Regions from separate parts of the Homo sapiens genome. Here region 1 is linked to region 2. A link is an interaction called in ENCODE POLR2A ChIA-PET data of the cell type or tissue named here. Cell type or tissue: A673. All regions are shown on one strand.

Region 1 (2,500 bases), 410 kb after region 2:
TTAAATCTATCTCTAGACTTGGTATTCTGCTTTCTCATTCTGTCTCTCCAAAGATTTCCATATATATATATATATATATATATATATATATATATATATATAAATATAAATATATTCTATATATTCATATATATATATTCTATATATTCATATATATAAATATATTCTATATATTCATATATAAATATATTCCATATATATAAATATATTCCATATATTTATATATAAATATATATCATATATTTATATATAAATATATATCATATATTTATATATAAATATATATCATATATTTATATATAATATATATCATATATTTATATATAAATATATATCATATATTTATATATAAATATATATCATATATTAATATATATCATATATTTATATATTAATATATATCATATATTTATATATTAATATATATCATATATTTATATATAAATATATATCATATATTTATATATAAATATATATCTACATTTTTTGAGACAGAGTCTGGCTCTGTCACCCCAGCTGGAGTGCAGTGGTACGATCTCAGCTCATTGCAACCTCCACCTCCCAGGTTCAAGCGATTCTCGTGCCTCAGCCTCCATAGTAGCTGGAATTACAAGTGCAGGCCACCACACCCAACGAATTTTTTTGTATTTTTAGTAGAGACGGGGTTTTGCTATGTTGGCCAGGCTGGTCTCGAACTCCTGGCCTCCAGTGATCCACCTGTCCTGGCCTCCCAAAGTGCTGAGATTACAGGCATGAACCACCACCCCCACCCATTTCCATACCATTTTAATTATTGAGGATTTATAGCGAGTTTTAATATTGGGTAGGTCTAACCTCCTATCTTAGTTTACTATTGTTTCTGTAACTTAATAGCTTAAAACAACATAGATTTAATATCTTACATTTCTGGAGGGCAGAAGTCCAAAAGGGTTCTCATGGACTAGAATGAAGGTGTCCACAGGATTGTGAAGTCTCCTCTCTGGAGACTGTCAGGGAGGCTCTGCTCTCTGCCCTTTCCAGCCTCTGCAGGCAGCCGGGTGTTCCCTGGCTCTTGCTTTCCTTCCTTCAGAGCCCTCAGTGGCTGGCTGAGTCTTTCTCACGCTGCCTCCCTCTTCCGCTTCCAAGAATCCCTGTGGTTATAATGGGCTCACCTGGATAATCTGCCCATCTCAGCAGTAACTGACCAGCAACCTAAGTTCCACCTGCAACCTTCATTCCCTCTTGCCAGGTAAGAGCATATTCACAGGCTCCGGGCATCAGGAAGTGGACAACTCTGGAGGACCATTATTCTCCCAACCATGTCCCCGTCATTGTTTTTCCTCTTTGTTTTGAGACAGGGTCTCAGTCTCTCATTGTCACCCAGGCTGGAGTGCAGTGGCGCCATCATAGCTTACTACAGCCTCATCTCCTGGGCTCAAGTGATCCTCCTACCTCAGCATCCAGGGTAGCTGGGACCACAGGTGCATGCCACCGTATCCAGCCATTTTTTAAAAATTATTTTATTTTATTTATTATTATTATTATTATTATTTTTGAGACGGAGTCTAGCTCTGTCACCGAGGCTGGATGCAGTGGCGTGATCCCGGCTCACTGCAACCTCCGCCTCCCGAGTTCAAGTGATTCTCCTGCCTCAGCTTCCCGTAGCTGGGATTACAGGCATGCACCACCAAGTCTGGCCAATTTTTGTATTTTTAGTAGAGATGGGGTTTCACCAAGCTGACCAGGCTGGTCTCGAATTCCTGGTCTCAAGGGATTCATCTGCCTCAGCTTCCCAAAGTGCTGAGATCACAAGCATGAGCCACCATGCCTGTCCTGTTTTATTTGGGTGACATTAAATCTATCTATTACTTTAGGAAGGACATGATAAGCATTTTCATTTGGACAGACTCCTCTCCTCAGGACTATTTACAATTTACCTAATGTAAGTCTTGTAAATCTCTGACGTGGCATATGCCTAGTACTTTATCTTATAATTTGTGTCTTTTTTTTCATTCTGTGTTCTCTTGGGTTGTTATTCTCCTAAAGAAATCAGTCTATTTAAATTTTCTGCCTTTCCAAATTATATTTTCCCAGGAAATTAGCCATCGTATCCAAGTTGTAAATTTCAAATGTAAGCAGAACAGTCTCCTATTATTATTTACATTTCTTCTATTTCTATAGTTATTTCCCCCTAATCATTTCTTATTTTGTGCATTTGAGCCTTTTGCCTTCTTTTCTTGATTAGGTTAGCTTGCTTTTTGTTTCATTTTTCCCCCCTCCAAAGAAGCAACTTTTGGATTTAGTCATTTATTCTGCTCTATTTTCTCTCTCTCCTTCCTTCCTTCCTTCCTTCCTTCCTTCCTTCCTTCCTTCCTTCCTTCCTTCCTTCCTTCCTTCCTTCCTTCCTTCCTTCCCTCCTTCCTCCTTCCCTCCCTCCCTCCCTTCCTTTCTCTTTCTTTCTTGACAGAATCTTGCCCTGTCACCAGGCTGGAGTGCAATGGTGCAATCTCGGCTCACTGCA
Region 2 (2,500 bases):
TGTAGTGGCATGATCTCGGCTCACTGCAGCCTCCGCCTCCCAGGTTCAAGCCATTCTCCTGCCTCAGCCTCCCGAGTAGCTGGGATTACAGGCGCCCGTCACCACGCCCGGCTAATTTTTGAATTTTTAGTAGAGATGGGGTTTTGCCATGTTCGTCAGGCTGGTCTCAAACTCCTGCCCTTGTGATCCACCCGCCTTGGCCTTCCAAAGTGCTGGGATTACAAGTGTGAGCCACCACACCCGGCCCTCTATATTGCCATTTTAATGAGTATTTTTAATACAGCTTAACACAATGTTTTATATTTATTTAATGCAATTTCATAAATTTTTAATACAGCATTTCATTATATGAGGACTATTGTTTGCTTAATGAATCTTCTGTAGTTTGGCATTTCAGAATTTTTTCCCCCAATTTTTCACTATTATAAACAATGCTGCAATGAACGACCTTCCCCGTAGAGACTACTTGGCCTATTAGAATAAATGCCCCCAAGTTAAATTTCCAGGTTGCTTTAAAATTTCTGCCCAGTGAACAGCATGGTGCTTGTTGCCATTCTGCTCCCAGAGACCCTTGTAGAGTCCGTTCGGGACAGTATGAGAATCCCCATTATCCCATACTCTGCAACACTGAGAGTTGCCAATCTTTTTTGTCTTTTCTAATCTGATAGGCAGAAAATGACATATCATTGTAGCTTATCATTGATAACTGGTGGGGTGGAACTTGTCTTCATACTTTTTTTTCTTTTTTTCTGAGGCAGTGTCTCCCTTTGTCTCCCAGGCTGGAGTGCAGTGGCACCATCTCAGCTCCTACATCAGCCTCCCAAGTAGCTGGGACTACAGGCATATGCCACCACACCTGTCTAATTTTCCTTATTTTTTGTAGAGATGAGATCTTTCTGTGTTACCCAGGCTGGTCTTAAACTCCTGGGCTCAAGCAATCCTTCCACCTCGGCCTCCCAAAGTGCTGGGATTATAGGCATGAGCTGCCTCGCCTGCCAGAATAGTGGGTTTTTAATACGGTGTTTACCTCTTCTTATTGTTTTGCAAGAACTCTTTGTATATTAAGGATAGTAATTCTTTCTAAGAGTCTTATAATTGACTATAAAAGTCTCCCTCCCTCCCTCCTTCCCCTCCCTCCCTCCCTTCCTTCCTTCCTTCCTTCCTTCCTTTTGTTCCCTTCTGCTTTCTAAGGATATGCCTGGTGTTTGGCAAGCATTGCATGAATTACATTAGGAAATAACTTTTGTAACAAACCCATTTAACAACCATTCTTTGTTCCCCGCCTCCTGATAATGCTCAGAGCCACAGCAACAGCCTTTGCCCAACTCCATGTCATTAACCCTTGATCTTTTCCTGCTGAATAGCAGATTGCTTTCCGGGGCTGGCAACACAGTTTCATTTTCACCTTCCTGCTGATGGAACTGCCCTGGCTCTGTGCCAGATGGCTGTTTACATAAGAAATGATTTGATTATATTGCACAGCCAATGGCAGCCTTTCTCAGAATAAAGAAGCCAGAAACATATAATCAAAGCCATTAACTGTGTACAAAGAAACGCAGCCCACTCTAAATTTCCCACCAACCATAATCACAGTTTTCCAGAGAAAAATAAGAACAGGGTTATGGTTCCCTACTAAAAACGTGTTAGGGGAAAGACTTTTAAAAGGAAATTGTGGTATAGCTCAGTTGCACTCTCAGATCAACCCTTGAGCCTTGACTCCAATCCCAGCTCTGTAACTCACTGTCCTTGTGACCTTGGAAAAGTCGTTTACTGCCAAAAGCCTCCGTTTCTTTATTGTAAAATGGCTATAATAGTAATATCAACCTCAGAGGTTTACGAGAGGATTAAGTGAGATAGTGCATAAGAACACTTTCTCAGTCAGAATGTTTTCAGCCGCAAGGAGCAGAACACTTGACTAAAGGAGGGAAAAAAAAGCTAGAGGACTTATAATTTTATTTAACAGGGTTGTTTCATTTGGAGGCATAAAGATGTAACCAGTGATTCACATTCTTTTCTTCTTCCTGCTATGCCATTCTCAGCAATTTATGGACATGTCTCCTCATGGTTTCAAGACAGCTGCTGTGGCTCCAGGCATCACACTGGGACATGATAAAATCAAGCAAAGAGGAGGAGGGCATTTTTTCCCCTGTGTCTCCTTTCATGATGGAGAAAATTGTTCCCAAATTTCCCCCCTGCAGATCTGCAGACTTCTTATTGGCCAAGATGGCGTTACATCTATAATTCCAAACCAGTCACTGATGGAGGAATGAGAATGACTGCAGTTGGCTTGGACCTATAACTCACTCTGAAGCCGGGGCGAGGAATAGCCACCGTCCCTGAGCTCCTGAGTAGATGCACAACCAACAAAACTGAATCCCGTCAGCGAAGGAGTCATGGGTGGGCAACCCGTGCTGTGTCTACCATAAGCACAACTCCTGGTGCTCATGAGGTGCCCCCAAAGGCTGGCATTTGGCAAGCTCAAGACTGGGAGTCCACACAG

What was found. Peaks named below come from ENCODE experiments on the same cell type or tissue, not always from the same donor. Only the 100,000 strongest peaks of a DNase experiment are listed, where the experiment ranks them.
Region 1: POLR2A ChIA-PET joins it to region 2 with 9 read pairs; 2 of 35 experiments call an interaction of 5 or more read pairs at or near these places.

The regions. Positions count from the first base shown.
Region 1 is chr20:50,775,516-50,778,015 of GRCh38, forward strand. No RefSeq gene overlaps it. Among named protein-coding and RNA genes, the nearest start is that of BCAS4, 18 kb to the right of the region's middle. In A673, no CTCF peak of the experiment used is centred here; DNase peaks (open chromatin) are centred at 1,056, 1,256 and 2,216; H3K4me3 peaks cover 1,364 bases; H3K27ac peaks cover 1,935 bases.
Region 2 is chr20:50,365,396-50,367,895 of GRCh38, forward strand. It overlaps LOC105372657 (a long non-coding RNA gene), which reads left to right. Exons shown (of 3, transcript XR_936837.3): 3 at 2,040-2,500. Among named protein-coding and RNA genes, the nearest start is that of LINC01271, 45 kb to the left of the region's middle. In A673, no CTCF peak of the experiment used is centred here; DNase peaks (open chromatin) are centred at 1,326 and 2,096; H3K27ac peaks cover 2,221 bases.